2 separate regions of the Homo sapiens genome follow, and region 1 is linked to region 2. Evidence: chromatin loops called from intact Hi-C (ENCODE). Cell type or tissue: GM12878. All regions are shown on one strand. Each heading gives the region's core, and the rest is flanking DNA. Links, peaks and the distances in the headings are about the cores only.

The links. A loop is a pair of places that touch in the nucleus more often than their neighbours do. Peaks named below come from ENCODE experiments on the same cell type or tissue, not always from the same donor. Only the 100,000 strongest peaks of a DNase experiment are listed, where the experiment ranks them.
Region 1: it touches region 2 in a loop (4-fold over the local background); 4 of 110 quality-filtered maps call a loop at or near these places.

The regions. Positions count from the first base shown.
Region 1 is chr20:33,773,111-33,783,432 of GRCh38, reverse strand. It overlaps ZNF341 (zinc finger protein 341), which reads right to left. Exons shown (of 15, transcript NM_001282933.2): 11 at 2,046-2,142. Among named protein-coding and RNA genes, the nearest start is that of ZNF341-AS1, 33 kb to the left of the region's middle. RefSeq lists enhancers at 4,076-4,370, 4,406-4,695, 9,852-9,921 and a silencer at 4,786-4,835. In GM12878, for the core only: no CTCF peak of the experiment used is centred there; DNase peaks (open chromatin) are centred at 4,332, 4,682 and 5,456; H3K27ac peaks cover 3,451 bases.
Region 2 is chr20:33,682,020-33,692,644 of GRCh38, reverse strand. E2F1 (E2F transcription factor 1) reads left to right here and starts at 6,260. Exons shown (of 7, transcript NM_005225.3): 1 at 6,260-6,641. The coding sequence starts at 6,381. RefSeq lists silencers at 5,921-6,420, 6,531-6,890. In GM12878, for the core only: a CTCF peak has its summit at 5,978 (motif pointing right); DNase peaks (open chromatin) are centred at 6,094 and 7,154; H3K4me3 peaks cover 2,625 bases; H3K27ac peaks cover 2,348 bases.

The sequences.
Region 1 (10,322 bases), core at 7-8,006, 92 kb before region 2:
CTGTCAAGCCTTCCCTAGCTCCCTGGTGCTATGCCTGGCAAAGCCAATTCTGCCTTTGAATGTCCACCCACACTTTTAAGTCAGCATTTAACCCACTGAATGACAGCCCTTTGCTTACACAGGAGCTCCAAGTAGGCAGAGAGGGGCTTTCACTCCCCAGCACAGAGCCTGGGTCAAATGACTGACAAGTAAAAGAATTAATGGAAAATGAGCAAATTACTAAAGAAATCTATGGAAAGGTAATTTTTTACTTTTATTTATTTTATTTTATTTTATTTGAGATGCAGTTTCGCTCATATTGTCCAGGCTGGAGTGCAATGGTGCAATCTTGGCTCACTGCAACCTCTGCCTCCCAGGTTCAAGCGATTCTCCTGCCTCAGCCTCCTGAGTAGCTGGGATTACAGGTGCCTGCCACCACTCCCGGCTAATTTTTATTTTTAGTAGAGACAGGGTTTCTCCATGTTGGTTAGGCTGGTCTCTAACTCCTGACCTCAGGTGATCCACCCGCCTCAGCCTCCCGAAGTGCTGGGATTACAGGCGCCCACCACCACACCCAGCTAATTTTTGTATGAAAGGTAATTTTTTTAAAGCCAGAAAACACAGAAGTGAAAATCTCTTTCCAGTCCAGGCAAAAGAAGGGCATGTATTCACACATTCATTCATTTTGGTAGAGCGTTGGTCACGGGCACAGACCCAGCTGCCCCACTGCTTATTAGCCCCATCGTTTCCCAGCTAGGTGACCTTTCTGCCTTGGTTTCCCCACCTATAAAGGGGGATAGTAACAGTACACCTATCCTCTAGTCAATTCCAGTGAAATGCTCAGAACAGCATCTGGCATGTGGTTCTTGCTCAATTCATGGTATCTTTTACTCGGACCACAACTTCTAAAGCTTAAAATTAGGTTAGATAATAAGAAACATCCAGAATGAGGCCAAAATGAAACCAGGGCTGTCCTGGAAAATCTGCCACATATGGTTGTAAGAAAATGAGTAGAGTGAAGAAGCAAGTTAAACACACCAGGGAGACGTAATCAGCAAAATCCAGACTGCGGGGAACACCGCTGAACCAAATGGCCCAGTTTCTTCAACAAATAAATTCAGAGGAAAGAAAAAAGGGAGCAGTGGTCAGGGGTGGTGGTGGGGACCTGTAGATTAATAGAGGCTTTTGTTATGTCAATCAATTGCAATCTATGGACCTGATTCAAATGAACTTTACAAAATGATGAAGCTTTGAGACAACTAGAAATTGGAACACTTCCTGGATGTTTGATGTTATCAGGAACAGGCTTTAGTGAGGCTTTCAGAGTCACTGAAAAGAAGAATCCAGGCTGGGCATGATGGCTCATACCTGTAATCCCAACACTCTGGGAGTCTGAGGTGGGAGGATCACTTGAGGCCAAGAGTTTGAGACCAGCCTGGGTAACATAGTGAGCCCTATCTCTACAAAAAATTTAGGCTGGGTGCAGTGGCTCATGCGTGTAATCCCAGCACTTTGGGAGGTCAAGGTGGACAGGTCCCTTAAGCCCAGGAGTTTGAGACCAGCCTGGGCAACACGGTGAAACTCCATCTCTATAAAAAATACAAAAATTAGCTGGGCATGGTGGCACATGCCTATAGTCCCAGCTACTCAGGGGGCTGAGCCCAGGAGGTTGAGGCTGCGGTGAGCCATGATCAAACCACTGCACACTAGCCTGGTGACAGAGTAAGACCCTGTCTCAAAAAAAAAAAAAAATTAAAAAGAAGAGCCAATTGTAATAAGGATAATCTTACATCAGGAAGCTGGGAGGCTTCTGCTCAGACACTAGGCCTGGGACCAGGACAGCCCACCCAGCCTGGCTCCAGCAGCAGCCCCGACATGGCCACATCTGGAATGTGATGGATGAGATGGCCAGGCAGAGACACTGTGTCATCTGTGGAGCAGCCCCTGAGCCCTGCCTGCGTGTCCTATGGTGAGAGAGGAGAAGGAAAGGGTGAGGTGTGCACCCCACCCCACCTCCTTGCCCTTATTATAGCCTAGGCCCCAGAAAAGAGGACAGTGGCACCCACCTTCTGGCAGTGTGGGCAGGGGAAGTTGTGAGTGGCGGTCTGCAGGTGGTGCTCCAGGGCCTCAGGGGTGGAGTATTTGTTGACACATTTGACACACCTAAGTGGAAGGAGCAGGAGAGATGAGGGAGGAAACACAGCAGGCATAGGAAGCAGCGCCCCGGCCACCCCAGGGCCAACATTAGGAGGCAACATCCTACAGTTAATTCATTCCAAATCCATCCACTCTTCTCAATTGCCACTGCCTGTCCTCATCTGAGCGCCATCATCTCTTGTTCGGACTTGTGCAGTAGCCTCCTCGCTGGCCACCCTGCCCCTGCCTTGCCTCCTGTAGTCCATTCTCCACAGGGTGGCCAGGGGCACCTTTAAAAATGAAACAGGCTGAGCACAGTGGCTGGCTCACACCTGCAATCCCAATACTTTAGGAGGCCAAGGTGAGAGGATTGTTTGAGACCAGGAGTTCAAAATCAGCCTGGGCAACATGGCAAGACCCCTATCCCTATGAAAAATTTAAAAATTAGCTAGATGTGGTGGCTTCCCAGCTACTCAAGAGGCTAAGGCAGGAGGATCGCTTAAGCCCAGGGGTTTTGAAGTTACAGTGAGCCATGATTATGCCACTACACTCCAGCCTGGGTAACAGAAAGAGAACCTGTCTCTATTTAAATAAGAAAAAAAAAAAAAGGCCTGGTGTGGTGACTCACACCTGTAATCCCAGTACTTCGGGAGGCCGAGGCAGGCGCATCACCTGAGGTCAGGAGTTTGAGACCAGCCTGGCCAACATGATGAAACCCCGTCTCTCTACTAAAAATACAAAAATTAGCCAGGCGTGGTAGCGTGGACCTGTAATCCCAGCTACTCAGGAGACTGAGTCAGGAGAATCACTTAAACCCAGGAGGCGGAGGTTGCAGTGAGCCGAGATCGCACCACTGCACTCCAGCCTGGGCGGCAGAGTGAGACTCTGTCTCAAAAAAGAAACAAAAAAAAAAAGTAAGTCAGACCATGCCACACCATTGCTTAACCCACCTCCCACCTTGGCCTACAAGGCCCTGTGGTCTGACCCACTCCCACCTCTCAGACCTCATCCTTCTCCTTTCTCCACCTCACTCACTCTGCTCTGGCCACCCTGGCCTCCTTGACCTACCTTGAACACACCAGGCTCATTCCCACCTCAGGGCCTTGGCACTGGCTGTTCCTGTTCCCCGGAACACTCTTCCCCAAGTCTTCCCCAGGCAGTGCCTTCTCATCCTTCATATCTCAGCTCAAATGTCACCTCCCCAAAGAGGCCCTCCTGGCCACCCTGTCTCAAGTTGCCCCCCACGATGCACTCCCAGTCACTCCCTATTACATCACTCAGTTTTATTTTCTTCTTACCACTTCTTACCTGGAATTATTTATTATTTGCTTACTTGGTTATTGTCTGTCTCCTCCACTAGCAAGTGGTCCCTGTTCCAGATACCACATCTTGCCCATTCACAAGCTGCTCCCAGCACCAGTGAGAACTTGTTACATTAAAGAGTCAGACAGATGGGGATCCAAGCCCAGCGCCTTCCCATTTCTGACCTGCTGGGCCTCCTCATTCAAAATATGGGGTGTGAGTCCCAAACAGACCTGCCTGTCACTCATTCTTACAATTGTCACATGGCTGGATGCAGTGCCTCATGCCTGTAATCCCAGCACTTTGGGAGGCTGAGGTGGGCAGATCACCTGAGGTCAGGAGTTCAAGACCAGCCTGGCCAATACGGTGAAACCCTGTCTCTACTAAAAATACAAACATTAGCCAGGCGTGGTGGCACCTGCCTGTAACCCCAGCTACTCAGGAGGCTGAGGCAGGAGAATCACTTGAACCTGGGAGATGCAGGATGCAGTGAGCTGAGATCACGCTACTGCACTCCAGCCTGGGCGACACAGTGAGACTCCATCTCAAAAAAAAAAAAAAAAAAAAGGGAGATTGTCACAGAGTCTGACATAGTTTGTATCTGTGTCCCCACCTAAATCTCATGTTGAACTATAATCCCCAGTGCTGGAGGTGAGTTCTGGTGGGAGGTGATTGGATCATGGGGGTGGATTTCTCATGAATGGTTTAGGACCATCCCCTTGGTGCAGTCCTCAGGATAGTGAGTGAGTTCTCATGAGATCTAGCTGTTTAAAAGTGTATGGCGCCTCCCTCTCTCTCTATCTGGCTCCTGCTCTGGCCATGTGACATGTCTACTTCCCCTTCTCCTCCTGCCATGAGTAAAAGCCTCCTGAGGCCTCCCCAGTGGCAGATCTGCTAGCTCAGACACTATGCTTCCTGTACAGCCTGCTGAACCGTGAGTCAAATAAGCCTCTTTTCTTATAAATTACCCAGTCTCAGGTATTTCTTTATAGCAGTGCAAGAATGGCCTAATACAGAGTCAAAAAACACAACTGTGCCAAACAGCTCATAAACATGTCCTCACAACAGCAGTCTCAGGCCACCAACCACTCTGAAGGGAGAAAAGACACCACCATCTCCCCATCATGAAAACATGTGCCAGCTAAGGAAGAAAGGGTATTATCAGACAAAAAAAGAAAAGAAAAAAGAAAACATTTGCCAGCATATTGACCTATTTACAATGAGTTATCAGTGAGGAATGTCACAGGTAGGTGAACAATTCAAAGCAAAAACCAAAAGGCAGGCTGTGTAGAGTACTGCCTGTGGGAAACCCCAGGCAGGCTGCACCTGCGAAGGGCCCAGGGGAGCCCCATAGACCGCACTCTGAAACTACACACTAGCCAGGCGCACTCTGAAACCACACACTAGCCAGGCGCGGTGGCTCATGCCTGTAATCCCAGCACTTTGGGAGGCCGAGGTGGGCGGATCACTTAAGGTCAGGAGTTCGAGACCAACCTGGCCAACATGGAGAAATGCCGTCTTTACTAAAAATACAAAAATTAGCCAGGTGTGGTGGCTCACACCTGTAATCCCAGCTACTCAGGAGGCTGAGGCACAAGAATCACTTGAACCCAGGAGGGCAGAGGTTGCGGTGAGCCAAGATCATGCCACTGCACTTCAGCCTGGGTGACGGAGAGAGACTCTGTCTCAAAAAAAATAAAAAAAGAAAAGAAAAAGAAAGAAGCCACATACTAAATGCCTCCAGGCAGCAAGAAAGGGAAGGTGGGGTGGGAGCAGAGGTACCAGGAGGGCAGAGACTTAACTAGCTGGTGAGATGGGAAAGGACAGAATCTCACATGCTTCAGGGGCTGGGTTTGGGGGAGACATAGATTTGTGTCAGAGATTGTTTACCAATAGCCAGGAAAATTAAAATCTCCTGCCAGAAACAGCACCTGAATTAAGTCATCCAAGGTAACATCACCAGTAATAGAGCAAATCAACATCACATGCCTCCTGATATGACACACGGAGGAGGACACAGTATTTGTTGTGACATTCCTGACAAAAGTGCATGACCTGAATTTAATCATAGGGTAAAATCAGGCAAACCCAAACTGAGGACATTCTACAGAATAACCTGTCTATACTCTTCAGAAATATCAAGGTCTCGAAGACAAAGACAGAAGGAGGAACTGTTCCAGCTTATAGGACACAAGAGAGACGAGAGAGACATGACAACTGAATTCAACATGTGATTCTGGTTCAAAAAAACCTTTTTTTTCTTTTTCTCTAAAGCATGTTATTGGAACAATTGGAAAATTCTGAGTAAGGCCTGTAATTAGATAATAGAATTGTACTGATATTAACTTCCTGATTTCTTTTTCTTCTTTTTTTTTTTTTTTGAGACAAGAGTCTCGCTCTGTCACCCAGGCTGGAGTGCAGTGGCCCGATCTCGGCTCACTGCAACTTCCGTCTCCCAGGTTCAAGGGATTCTCCTGCCTCAGCCTCCCAAGTAACTGGGAATACAGGTGCCCGCCACCACACCCAGCTAATTTTTATAATTTAGTAGATACGGCATTTCGCCATGTTGGCCAGGCTGGTCTCGAACTCCTGACTTCAGGTGATCCGCCCACCTCAGCCTCCCAAAGTGTTGGGATTACAGGTGTGAGCCACCGCACCTGGCCTGATTTTTTTTTTTTTTTTTTTTTTTTTTTGAGATAGGGTCTCACTCTGTCCTTCAGGCGGGAGTGCAGTGGTGCGATCTCAGCTCACTGCAACCTGTACCTCCCGGGCTAAAGCAATTCTTCTGCCTCAGCCTCCTGAGCAGCTGAGACCACAGGCATATGCTACCATACCCACCTCTTTTTTTTTTTTTTTTTTTTTTTGGTAAAGACGGGGTTTTGCCACGTAGTCCAGGTTGGTCTCAAACTTCTGGGCTCAAGCAATCTGTCTACCTCAGCCTCCCAAAGTGCTGGGATTACAGGCATGAGCCACCGCACAGAGCCCAACTTCCTGATTTTGGTAACTATAGTATATTGCCCTTATGGAAGAGGTTATCCTTGTTTTTAGGAAATACAGGCCAGGTGTGATGGCTTACGCCTGTAATCCCAGCACTTTGGGAAGGCCAGGCAGGAGGATCACTTGAGGCCAGGAGTTCAAGACCAGCCTGGGCAACACAGTAAGACCCTGTCTCTACAAACAAACAAACAAACAAATTTACCTAGGAGTGATGGCGCCTGCCTGTAGTCCTAGCTACTGGGGAGGCTGAGGCAAGGCGACCACACCTGTGAATAGCTGATGCACTCTAGACTGGACAACACAGTGAGACTCTGTCTCTAAAAAAATAAAAATTGGCCAGGTGTGTGGCTCACGCCTATAATCCCAGACCTTTGGGAGAACAAGGCAGGTGGACCGCTTGAGCCCAGGAGTTCCAGACCAGTCTGGTCAACATGGTGAAATTCCATCTTTATAAAAAATAAAAAATTAGCCAGGCCTGGTGGCACACACCTGTGGTCCCAGCTACTCAGGAGGCTGAGCTGGAGGATTGCTTGAGCCCCGGAGGCGAAGGCTGCAGTGAGCTGTGATCATGCTACTGTGCTCTAGCCTGGGTGACAGAGTGAGATCCTGTCTCAAAAAAAAAAAAAGGCCAGGTGCAGTGGCTCATGCCTGTAATCCCAGCACTTTGGGAGGCCAAGGTAGGAGGATCACTTGAGCCCAGGAATTTGAGACAAGCCTGAGCAATATGGCGAAACCCTGTTTCTACAAAAAGTTTAAAAAAAAAAATCAGATGGGCATGGTGGTGCATGCTTGTAGTCCCAGCTACCCAGGAGGCTGAGGTGGGAGAATCACCTGAGACTGGGGAGGTCAAGGGTCAAGGCTGCAGTGAGCCATGATCATGCCACTGCTTTCCAGCCTTGGTGATGGAGTGAGACCCTGTCTCTAAACAAAAAATTAATTAATTAATTATATTAAAATTAAAATACATACATAAGTTAAATTCATGAAACAAAGGAAAGCTTTAAAACACATATATTGAAGGCCAGGCATGGTGGCTTATGCCTGTAATCCTAGTACTTTGGGAGGCTGAGGAGGGTGGATTGCTTGAGCCTTGGAGTTCTAGGCCAGCCTGGGCAATATAGCAAGACCCTGTCTCTACAAAAAATACCAAAATTAGCTGGCAGTGGTGGCACACACCTGTAGTCCCAGCTACTCAGGAGGCTGAGGGGGATGGATTGTTTGAGCCAGGGAAGTCAAGGCTACAGCAAGCCATGATTGTGCCACTGTACTCCAGCCTGGGTGACTGAGCAAGATCCTGTCTCAAAAATCAATCAATCAATAATAAAATTATGACAAAATAAGAGGTTTACAAAGAACACTTTTCGAACATGATTGCCCGTGATATGGGGAAGTGGGTCACAGTGGATGGAGAATTCCTGTTCACTCTATGTCCTGTGATAGTTTTACAATATTGCACTGTATACATATAGTTTTTGAAGTAGATAATTAATCTTTAAAAAAAAAAAAAAAAGGCCGGGCACGGTGGCTCACACCTGTAATCCTAGCACTTTGGGAGGCCGAGGTGGGTAGATCACGAGGTCAGGGATCGAGACCATCCTGGCTAACATGGTGAAACCCCGTCTCTACTAAAAATACAAAAAATTAGCGGGGCATGGTGGCAGGTGCCTTGTAGTCGCAGCTACTAGAAAGGCTGAGGCAGGAGAATCACTTGAACCTGGGAGGCGAAGGTTGTAGTGAGCTGAGATCCTGCCATTGCACTCCAGCCTGGGCAACAGAGCGAGACTCCATCTCAAAAAAAAAAAAAAACAAAACCCTTTCAACTCTGACCTGCAAAATCACTTCTAGGAACTTAGAAAAGAGCAAAGATGTACTTCCGAAGTTGTTCCCTGTATAATTGTTATACTGATGACAAACTGAAAATAACCTCACTAACCAACAATGGGAGATGACAGAAGTAAATCACAGTACACCATGCACAATGGAATACAAAGTAGCTGTTTAAAGAATGAGGCAGGTCTATTGTTGCTGAAATGCAAAGATGTCCATATTACTGATGTTTTTGTTTTTCCCCGAGACAGGGTCTCACGAGTGCAGTGGCATGATCACGGCTCACTGCAGCCTTGAACTCCTGGACTCAAGCAATCCAGCTCAGCCTCCCAAGTAACTGGGACTACAGGCACATGCCACCATGCCTGGCTAATTTTTGTATTTTTTGTACAGGCAAGGTTTCATCATGTTGCTCAGGCTGGTTTTGAACTCCTGGCCTCAAGTGATCTGCCTGCCTCGGCCTCCCACAGTGCTAGGATTACAGGCATAAGCCACCATGCCCAGCTATATTACTGTTTTAAGTGAAAAAGTTTTAAGTGATAAAACCACATGTGCAGTGATCCCATTAAATCAGTCTGTTTGTTGGACATTGCGCTACAGGAAGACAGTGTGATGAATTTTCACCAAATTCAGTGACTCTATTTGGCATCACCTGACTCAAATATAGTCTGTGATATTTATATCTGTATCCATATCTGTAAACATATTTATTACACATATATGCCAAAGGATATCCACCAAGAGGTTAATAGTGCAGTGGCGATCTCTGGGTGACAGTTTTGGTTTTTTGTTTTTGTGTGGGTTTTTACAAAATTGTTTTCTCTGCATTGAACATTGACTTTTGCAATTGGGGGAAAAAATCAATAAATCTTATTTTTCTCTTTTTTCTTTTTTGAGACGGAGTCTCTCTCTCTGTCACCCAGGCTGGATGGAGTGCAGTGGCACAATCTTGGCTCACTGCAACCTCCACCTCCCGAGTTTGAGCGATTCTCCTGCCTCAGGCTCCGGAGTGGCTGGGACTACAGGAGTGTGCCACCACACCCAGCTAATTTTTTTTTTTTTTTTTTTTTTTTTAGTAGAGACAGGGTTTCACTGTGTTGGCCAGGCTGGTCTCAAACTCCTGACCTCAAGTGATCTGCCCTCCTCGGACTCCCAAAGTGCTGGGATTACAAGAGTGAGCCACTGCACCCAGCCAAATCTTATTTTTTAAAAGGAAATATTAAACATACAGTAAAGATATAGTGGCATGACTAAAAGTCATTTGAGAGGTTTGGGGAAAGTACACATAGGCAGGCCAAGGCAATGTGGCTGACAGGGAACAGAAACCAGAATGACAGGGCTTGGACTTCTAAAGATATGATGAAGCCACCACAGCCACTCAAATGTCACTATGAGACAGAATCAACTCTCATGGTGTATAAGTCACTGTTATTTGAGGTTTCTACTGCATGCAGCCAAACTTCTACTTAAATAACACAAATAATAATAATTGTAGCAATAACATTTATTGAGTACCTACTATGTTCCAGGTACCATGTCTAAGAGCCTCAGCCTTGTCTTACTTGATCCTTATAAATAATCCAGTAGGGCAGGCACTACTGTGATCCCCATTTCACAGAGGAGAAAACCGAGGCTCAGAGTGGCTGAATACCTTGCCCAAGGTCATCCACTGGATTTGCAGTCAAGACAGGATTTAAGCACAGGCCAATGGCTCCAGAACCCTTATCACTACCCATGACACCATTCCACCTTCAGGCCATCCAAATGGGGGCCTGGCTCATTGGGCCTTACTTTTGGGACAGGACAACAGCTCCAATGTCTACAAAGGGCCACTGGCACTATGACCCTGCAAGGGGACTGCACAGGGTCATCAGCATCGGGCTCAATCTTCAACCTGCAAACTCCAAGACCAGGGCTATGAGGCTTCCAAGATCTCACACTAGGGTTCGAATCTAAACTCTGCTGATGTTGTTACTCTGGTGGGCAGGTCACTTCTCTTTGAACCTCAGTGTCTTCATCTTCAAAATGGGGAGAATATCACCTACCTCCCAGGGCTGCAGGGATTCATGTCACTAAAGGCA
Region 2 (10,625 bases), core at 1,013-9,012:
AGCCATTGCGCCCAGCAAGAAGCATTTCTTCAGAGGAAAAATTGAGAGGGGAGTGTAGGCAAGCCACTTCAGGGAGTCATTCTGCACTCTTCACAACAGCTGACATTCATTGAGCTCTCCCTATGTGCCAGGCATGTTAATAACTCAATGTCCTAACAACTCCATCAGGTAAACACTATGATTATTATCATCACTATTTTACAGATGAAAAAACTGAGCCCCTCAACTGTAAAGGCCTCCTACTCCCACCTTCGCTGTGGCCCTGGTCAGAGGAGGCATAGTCATATGTCCGGTTTCGCCCCACTCCTTGGAAAAGCATGACCCCTCCTGAGAGGCTTGGGTGACGCAGAGAAAGGAAGTTGCCATGGGTGAGGCTTGGAGAGAAGGGAGGTCCCCAGAGCGTGCACTCAGAGAGTGACCAGGGCTGGGGGGAGACTTGAGAATCGACTGAGACCTATGCAGTTACCTTGGACCTCAGACCCTCTGGCCTGAACCCACGGAACATATGGGCCAACTGATGGTGAAGGACTTGGCCAAGGCCACACAGCCAGGCTGCTGGCTGGCACCAAACCCCCTGTCTGCTGTTTGATTACAAATATCTGCCTTTTTTTTTTTTTTTTTGAGATGGAGTCTCACTCTGTCACCCAGGCTGGAGTGCAATGGCTTGATCTTGGCTCACTACAACCTCCACCTCCCCGGTTCAAGTGATTCTCCTGCCTCAGCCTCCCAAGTTGCTGGGATTACAGTCGCCTGCCACCACACCCAGCTAATTTTTGTATTTTTAATAGAGATGGGGTTTCACCATGTTGGTCAGGCTGCTCTCGAACTCCTGACCTCAGGTGATCCACCCACCTCGGCTTCCCAAAGTGCTGGAATTACAGGCGTGAGCCACCGCACCCAGCCACGAATATCCACTTTTCCCTCTCTTCTATGTCCATGTTTTTGTTGTTGTTGTTGTTTGTTTGTTTGTTTTTAGATGGAGTTTCACTCTTGTTGCCCAGACTGGAATGCAATGGTGTAGTCTTGGCTCACTGCAACCTCTGCCTCCCAGGTTCCAGCAATTCTCCTGCCTCAGCCACCTGTGTAGCTGGGATTACAGGTGCCCACCACCACGCCCAGCTAATTTTTGTATTTTTAGTAGAGACGGGGTTTCACCATGTTGGCCAGGCTGGTCTCGAACTCCTGACCTCAGATGATCCACCTGCCTCGGCCTCCCAAAGTGCTGGAATTACAGGCATGGGCCACGACACCCGGCCTGTCCATATGTTATCTTTGGTTACTTGCAAGGCAGAGAAGCTGTGCTGGTACCAGTCAGTTCCTTGGCGGTAATAAGACTAACAGCAGCTCACATTTTTTGGGTGCTCACTCTGTGCCAGGCACTGTACATGAGGGGTGGCTGTTCATCCCTGGAATGGCAGGGCAAGAACTGAGTGAGGCATGCCAGGGAAGGACTCTGGTGGCCTGGAGGGTAAGGCCCTCGCTAGCTGGGGGACAACAACTGTTTAGCACCGTGATGGCCTGGCCAGTATAGCCAGATACTGCTGTTTGAAAAGAAAGCCAGAGGCCAAGCGTGGTGGCTCACGCCTGTAATCCCAGCACTTTGGGAGGCCGAGGCGGGTGGATCATCTGAGGTCAGGAGTTCCAGACCAGCCTGGCCAACATGGTGAAACCCCGTCTCTACTAAAAATACAAAAATTAGCCTGGTATGGTGGCACACACCTGTAATCCCAGCTACTTGGGAGGCTGAAGCAGGAGAATTGCCAGAACCTGGGAGACGGAGGTTGCAGTGAGCTGAGATCACGCCACGGCACTTCAGCCTGGGTGACAGGGAGACTCCCATTTCAAAAGAAAAAAAAAAAGAGGCCAGGCACGGTGGCTTACGCTTATAATCCCAGCACTTTGGGAACCCGAGGCGGGCGGATCACCTGAGGTCAGGAGTTCGAGAACAGCCTGACCAACATGGAGAAACCCCGTCTTTACTAAAGATACAAAATTAGCCGGGCTTGGTGGCAGGCGCCTGTAATCCCAGCTACTGGGGAGGCTGAGGCAGGAGAATCACTTGAACCCGGGAGGCGGAGGTTGTGGTGAGCCGAGATCACACCACTGCACTCCAGCCTGGGCAACAATAGTGAAACTCCGTCTCAAAAAAAAAAAAGAAAAGAGAAAGAAAAGCCAGACATGTTAATTTTTATATGGTATTTTCCAATTTCCTCAAATCTTAAAACAAATTCATAATTCAAGAAAAATCTTCTATGGGCAAATTGAGTTATATCTGGGGGCCAGTTTGCAAACTCTGCTTGTTTTGTTTTCTTAAACTTTGACACGCATCGTGTAAAGAAGCTGTTATCTGTTGTTCTGCAGATGAGGCAAGCAAAGCTCTTCAAGAGGGTGAATCACTTCCCCAAGATCACAGAGGCGGGAAGCCACAGGGTTGGGGGCCACCCGACTCCAAAGGCTTGTTTCTATGTTAGACTGCCTTTTGGATGGGCAAGAGGTCTGTTCAGATATAGCCAGAACTGGCACAGTGACAGAATATCTCCAGGGACAGTAAACTGTCAGTCAGGGTAGCATTGAGGGATTGTTGCAGATGCAAAACTCCCCACCTCCCTCTGCCACAACTCAACAATGGACATCTCTGTGCCCTTCATAAAATTAAGTCATCACAGAATCTTTTCTCCCAATTATGCATTCCTTATCATGACTGGATATTCATGTTTGGTGAATTTTTGTTTTTTTGTAAGCTAAGAATGTATGCTTAGGGGAGGTGCTGTTTGTGGAATAAATAGGTTTAAATTATTTGTGTCACTTGTCAAACTTCTTAACAAGCATACTGTGCAGTGACAGAGAAATAATTCCTAACTTTCCCACTGGACTGTGAGTTCCAGGGGTCTGTTTTACTTATAACTGTGTCCCCAGCACCTAGCACAATGTCTGACACATAATAGGTGCTCAGTAAATATCTGTGGATTGAATGAAGTGAATTGACTTGTCCAAGGTCATGTTGACCAAGATTTCTGATTACACCCACCTGATTTAGAAGCCCATGCTATCACCTCTACACCACTCTGCTTCTTGGAAAGAACCAAGGGAAAGAGGTCTCCAGGCACAGGATTGTGGGCCCAACAGATTGCATCCCCTCGAACTCCTCTAGTTTGGTTGGTGAAGGTGGTGATGGAAATAAGCACCTATGAACCAAGCCACTATCCACCATAATACCCTTTAGAAACTACACTTTATAATCTTGACAGCCCTGAGCCTGGCTTTTGGGGTATTTACAGAGGGTGGCAAGGGCAGGTCCTGGGTTTTGCAGTGGGACAAGTGAAGTTCTCATCTCAGTTCTGCTGTGTGACCTTGAGCTATGAATGCCCCTCTCTGAGCCTCTTCCTTCCTGCACCATGTGGATAAACAAGCTTACTTACGGGATTATGGGGTTGAAAGGAGATCATCAATGGAAGTGGCTGCCCAGTGACTGTGGATTTTTTGGAAACTGTTTTTTGAAAACTGTTGACATTGAGAACAGCCTTATCAGGAGCTGCCAGGCTTAGGGCCAAGGGGCCTCATCTATCAGGCTTTTCTGCTTTCAAGTAGGTATTAATAGGTACAGAAGGCCCTTATCTCTTCCTCAGTTTCATGCTAGGAATGCTGGTCTTCACTCCTTTCTGCTTCAGCAGGACCTGAAGGATTGTGGGACGGAGGGCGCCTACTTCTACCTGGATGTGTACTTGAATACTCTGGGGCGGGCAGGACTTTGGAAAACCCCCAACCTCAGCCTCACCAAGCCTGAAAAATAACCTTTTCATCTACTTGGTAAACTCAGGCCCTTTTGGCCTCAAATTTCCTCATCATAAAATGGAGCAATAATAATAGACATCTCTCTTTGCCAGCCACCACAGTTAAACCAGCACAGTGCTTGGTATATAATAGGTGCTTAATAAGTGTTTGTTGAATGACTTGGGTTTGAGAGGGCTTCACACAAATGAATGTTAGTGTTACTGGGACCCTGTGGGAAGGTGCAGGGAAAGGACACTCTTTCCATCTGGAATGGGAATGTGCTGGTTTCTCTTGCTCTCTGCCAGCACCTGCGTTGGTTGTTTAGAATGGGACCTACCCCTCAGCTTCTTTATGGAGAGGGGATGGGGAAGGGGGACAGGCAGACCTCAGGGCTGGGAATGCAGTGTAGGCCCAATTTGGTCACTGGTTGGCTTCACAGTTACTTTCTCCTGAAAGGGCCTCAGTTTTCCTATCCATACAGCAAGAGGCTTATGTGGTCTCTGTGGTCCCTTCTAGCTATGATACATTCTAGGATTTGCAATGAGTAATTTCAGAAACTACTCATTGGAGGGGAAAACAACTCCTGATTTCCTAAACCACCTCATAGTTTGTAAAACACTTTCCAATTCCTTATGCTTTTCATTCTCCTGGCAACCCTGGAAGGGGCCAGGGCAAGGTCTGTGTGCCCATTTGAAACTAAGGGTGAGAAGCATCCTCAGGAGCTGTGATTTGAGGCTGCACCACTCATTTTGATTATGCTGGTACACCAGTTTGCTTTCAAATGTGAGTATGCATAAAAATAACCTGGAAGCTTGGTGAGGTGGCAGTCACCTGGAGTACCAGCTATGCTGGAGGCTGAGGCGGGAGGATCTCTTGAGCCCAGGGGTTTGAGACTACCCTGGGCAACATAGTGAGACCTCGTCTATATAAAATAAATAGGAAAAAAAAAATAAGATACTGGCTTTTCTAATTCCCTAAGTGTCAAAAAAAAAAAAAGAAAAAGAATAACAAATATCACCTGGAAAGGGGACATGGCATTGTTAAAATGCAGATTCTTGGGCACCTAGAGATTTTAAATTGGCAGGGCCAGGGTGGGCCCAAAATTAGCAAGTGACCACGTGGTTCTGAAGCCAGTGGCCTAAGGACCACCCTTGCAGAACCGTGGTCTCCTTGTCACAGTCTAGGCAGCCTCTGGCTTAGCCTCTGTTTCTTTCATAACCTTTCTCAGCGCCTGCTCTGGGCCAGACCAGTGTTGGGAGGAGTCGCTACTGAGCTCCTAGATTGGCAGGGGAGGCAGATGGAGAAAAGGAGTGTGTGTGGTCAGCATTGGAGCAGAGGCAGCAGTGGGCAATAGAGGAAGTGAGTAAATCCTTGGGAGGGCTCCCTAGAAGTGATGTGTTTTCTTTTTTTGTTTTAGAGACAGGATCTCGCTCTGTCGCCCAGGCTGGTGTGCAGTGGCATGATCATAGCTCACTGCAGCCTCGACTTCTCGGGCTCAAGCAATCCTCCCACCTCAGCCTCCCAAGTAGCTGGGACTACGGGCACACGCCACCATGCCTGGCTAATTTTTGTATTTTTTGTAGAGATGGGTCTTCACCATGTTGATCAGGCTGGTCTCGAACTCCTGGGCTCATGCGATCCACCCCGCCAGCTGATTACAGGGATTCCGGTGGTGAGCCACCGCGCCCAGACGCCACTTCATCGTATTGTAAACGTCTGTTACCTTTCTGTTCCCCTGTCTACTGGACTGTGAGCTCCTTAGGGCCACGAATTGAGGATGGGGCACAGAGCAAGCTCTCCAAACGTTTGTTGAATGAGTGAGGGAATGAATGAGTTCAAGCAGATGCTATACGTTGGCTGTTGGAGATTTTGGCTAAAATGGGACTTGCAGGAAAGCCCGACGTCCCCCTCGCCATTTCCAGGCACCGCTCTTCAGCTTGGGCTCTGGGTGAGCGGGATAGGGCTGGGTGCAGGATTAGGATAATGTCATGGGTGAGGCAAGTTGAGGATGGAAGAGGTGGCTGATGGCTGGGCTGTGGAACTGATGATCCTGAAAAGAAGAGGGGACAGTCTCTGGAAATCTAAGCTGAGGCTGTTGGGGGCTACAGGTTGAGGGTCACGTGCAGAAGAGAGGCTCTGTTCTGAACCTGCACTATAGAAAGGTCAGTGGGATGCGGGAGCGTCGGGGCGGGGCGGGGCCTATGTTCCGGTGTCCCCACGCCTCCAGCAGGGGACGCCCGGGCTGGGGGCGGGGAGTCACACCGCGCCTGGTACCATCCGGACAAAGCCTGCGCGCGCCCCGCCCCGCCATTGGCCGTACCGCCCCGCGCCGCCGCCCCATCCCGCCCCTCGCCGCCGGGTCCGGCGCGTTAAAGCCAATAGGAACCGCCGCCGTTGTTCCCGTCACGGCCGGGGCAGCCAATTGTGGCGGCGCTCGGCGGCTCGTGGCTCTTTCGCGGCAAAAAGGATTTGGCGCGTAAAAGTGGCCGGGACTTTGCAGGCAGCGGCGGCCGGGGGCGGAGCGGGATCGAGCCCTCGCCGAGGCCTGCCGCCATGGGCCCGCGCCGCCGCCGCCGCCTGTCACCCGGGCCGCGCGGGCCGTGAGCGTCATGGCCTTGGCCGGGGCCCCTGCGGGCGGCCCATGCGCGCCGGCGCTGGAGGCCCTGCTCGGGGCCGGCGCGCTGCGGCTGCTCGACTCCTCGCAGATCGTCATCATCTCCGCCGCGCAGGACGCCAGCGCCCCGCCGGCTCCCACCGGCCCCGCGGCGCCCGCCGCCGGCCCCTGCGACCCTGACCTGCTGCTCTTCGCCACACCGCAGGCGCCCCGGCCCACACCCAGTGCGCCGCGGCCCGCGCTCGGCCGCCCGCCGGTACGGACCCCAGGGACGCCGCGCCGACAGCGCCGCCTGTGCCCCCCGCGCAGACCCGGGAGGGCGCCGTGTTTGGCCTGGAGGCGGCAGGGGGCGGGGGAGGGGTTGACTGAGGCGCCCAGGCTGGGCGGTGCAGAGCCGGGGTTGGGCCTCCGGGCCCCGCCCTGGGGTGCGGGGTGACCTCGGGCCGGTCCCTGTTTGCTGCTCTGTGCTCTGCGCCTCAGCTTCCTCACCGGAGCCTCCCCAGCGTCGGACTCAGTGATAATAATAGCCCACGTGTATTCAACTGGCGTTTACTGCATGCCAGGCCTTTGGGCGACTTCAAGCCAGCTAAAACTCACAACCCCGCTGTGAGCTGTGTTGTCACTGTGCCCATCTGACGGAGGAGGAACTGAGGCCCAGAGAGGGAAAGTGACTTGCCCCTGGTCACACGGCTGCAGGTGGTGGGGCTGGGATTTGAACTGAGGCCTGCTGGCTTCAGCTCAGAATTTGCATCTCGGTAGTGAGCACAGCTGCTAGGGGAAGTGAAGGCGGGGCGGAGGAAAGTCCTGGGGCCTAACCGTTGGTGAGCCATTGAGGAGACCCTCCTTCCTGCCTCGATGCTGACTGCCAGGTGCAGGCCTGGCCGGCCAGGCCTCTGGGGACAGCCCTCCTGGCTGGGAGGCCTTCTCTGCAGGGGCGGGGCAGCTGGACCAGCTGCTGATCCCCTCCCTCTGCCTGTCCTTCCATCTGCCACCCTCCACCCTCCCAGGCCCTGGTTGCCATGGAACCTCATTAATCAGGCAGGCCGACCCCTGAGTCTCTGTAGAAGGACTAGGTGGGCTGGGCCTCTGGGAGCTGGAGAGGAGGCCCCCAGTGCCAGGAGAGAAAATGTCTCAGGGAGATCCTTTAATAAAGCCCTCCCTGATCGCTGAGCTCAAGACGAATTCAGACTGGAGGGCCCAGAAGAGGCGGCTGAATTCCAGTGGGAGAAGGGATTGGAGGCGTAGAAGCCTGGAGCTGGGAACTGTGGGGCACAGGGCAGGGTGTGGAGACCAGTTTGACTGGCGCAGCCTATGGGTGAAGGTGGGGCTCTGGTGTGCAGGCGGGGTCTGGCCAGGCAGGATGGGGTCTCAGCAGGGAACTTGGAGCAAGTGGGAGGGGTGAGGCAGGACTCAGGACAAGGAGGTAGAAGCTGCCTAACTGCTGATGGGGGTGTGGGTGGCAGCTGGTCCCTGAGGCATCCTGAGGAGGCTCCCCCAACCCCCTTGGCCCCATGCCCAGTGCTGCCTTCCGGAATCACCACAATGCTAATAATAATAACAATAGCAGCCACCATTGTTTTGAGGATGTCTTGTGTGCCAGGCTCTGTGCCAAGCGCTTTACTTAATTAACTCATTTAACCCCATCAGCAGCAGTCCCTTTTTACAGATTGGGAAGCTGAGGCCTAGAGATGTTAGAATCTTCCCATGTCATTCTGCTCTTGAGTGGGGAGAGCAGTCTGCGTTTCCTCTGAGGTTGACCTCTGGGATGCCTTGCTTTCTGGGGATGCTGATACAGGTTGAAGAAAGGGCAAGAAGGGCTTTTAGGGGCCCTCCCTCTTAATGAGTGGGTGGGAGGGGGTTGTACCAGGGGTGGGCCAGGTGGCCTGTCTCCTGTACTCCAGGGGCCTGTTCCTGTGGGTACCACTTGGGACCTGGGCAAGCATCTTCCATTCAGCTGTGTGACAAGCATTATAGAAGGCTCAGGTCTGCGGAAATCTAACAACCTGAGGGTCTTGTCCTCAAAGATCTGAACAGGATTATGGGTTCTAGGATCAAAGGGAGGGACAGGGGCAAAGAAAAATGCCCTCCACTCCACCTGTCAGGGGCAGGCTCATTGGCCTGGGCATTCCATTCATTCAACAGTTGTTGAGTTAGTGAATGCCCAGGAGGCACTAGGCCCAGAGACAAGGAGCCCTGGCCCCCAGTGTACTTAAGGGCCAGGAGGCTGGCACCATTCTGGAACTGAAGTCCAGAAAGTCCACAGGTTTGGCTTTTGGCCTCTCTGCACTGGCATTTGTCTGGCACAGTCCTTGAAATAAGCTACAGGCTTAGCTTCTATACCAGCAGGCATTCTGTATACAAGGCTCTGCAATTCAGCCATTCCTCTTGGCCCTGCCTGTCCACTTCCACAAACTCAAGTATTATAACTATAATACATGTTTAATGTAGAAAACTTAACTTTTTTATTTATTTATTTATTTTTTTTTTGGAGACAGGGTCTCATTCTGTTACCCAGGCTGGAGTGCAGTGGCGTGATTGCGGCTCACTGCAACCTCTGCCTCCCAAGTTCAAGCTATTCTGTGCCTCAGCCTCCCGAGTAGCTGGGATTACAGGCGTGTACCACCATGCCCAGCCAATTTTTGTATTTTTAGTAGAGAGAGGGTCTTGCCATGTTGCCCAGGCTGGTCTTGAACTCCTGAGTTCAGACAATCTGACTGTCTCAGCCTCTCAAAGTGCTGGGATTACAGGTGTGAGTCACCATGCCCAGCTGAAAACTTAACTCTTAACTCTTTTTTTTTTTTTTTTTTTTGAGATGAAGTCTCGCTCTGTCACCTAGGTTGGAGTACAGTGGCGCCATCTCGGCTCACCGCAACCTCTACCTCCTGGGTTCAAGCGATTCTTCTGCCTCAGCCTCCCGAGTAGCTGGGACTACAGACGTGCACCACCATACCCGGCTAATTTTTGTATTTTTGGTAGAGATGAGGTTTCACCATATTGGTCAGGCTGGTCTTGAACTCCTGACCTCAAGTGATCTGCCCGCCTCGGCCTCCCAAAGTGCCAGGATTACAGGCGTGAGCCACTGCGCCTGGCCAAAAACTTAACTCTTAAGAAACTAGAAAGTTGACGGCAGGATCCCAGCCCTATTCATTTTTTTCCTTTTTTTCCCTAAGGCTATTTTTGTTTGTGGTGGTTGTGACAGTTTTTGTTTTTTAAAGTTTTAAAAATTGTAGTTTTTCCTGTATCATTCACACCATTCAGATATGGCACTGGTCTCCCACAGTCCTTCCAGAGGCTGCCCCGAAATGTATTCTATAATAATATAAACTGAACCAGAGAAAAGTTTCATGAGCTTTTTAATCCAAAAGGGATCATATAAATATATCGCCCTGTGACAGTGTTTTGCTTGTCTGTATGTGTGAGGGGATTCTTGTCAACCTGCCTCGGTCCTTGACAGCTGCGTGGTGTTCAAGGGGCTAAACAAAGCACAGCTTTCGTGACCCCCTTCATGGATGGGTGTTCGAGTCATCCAGATTTTTTCAGCAGTGAATGTCTTCACCCCTGCGTTTCGGGGCCCCTCTGCCAGTGTTTATCTAGGGAGAAGTGGCAGAAATGGCATCCACTCAAGCCTTTGTTTTAGGGCGTGGCACTGACCTGCCTTCAGGGGTGGACAAGGGTGGGGATCCCAGGGAGAAGGCAAGGGGTGCAGATGGCAGAAGCATGCTAGGGTTTGGGCCCCAGGGGCGAGTATGGAGGGGGATACATTCTGGCTGGGTTCTGGGGAGGTGGGGCACGTGGCGGGTATGAGTGTGGGCTCTGTACCAGCCAACTAGGGTGCAAGTCCTGGGTCCACCTCTCACTGTGTGGCCTCTCTCAGGTGGAGGCCATCATAGCACCTGCCAAAAGGTGGCCGGAGGGTTGCAGGGGAAGCAGTTGAGTACACAGTGCTTAGAGCACAACAGCTCTTCTTTCCCCTGGGTGCCTTCAAAAGTCAGTGAATGTGCACAAGAGGGAGTGGTTCATCAGCATGGGGGGGGTTCATTCAGCAAACATTTGTTGATGCCAGGCTCCATGGCAGACACTATAGATTCTCAAGTGATTCAGACACCTCTGAGGGTGAGATAGATACATCTGCAGAAATGTGTAGGGAGAGACAGAATGTGGCAAAAGGTTGGGTTTGAGGCAGTTCAGAGGGAGAAGAGGTGACACCTCCTAGCTGATGCGTAAGGTTTCTGCCCACAGA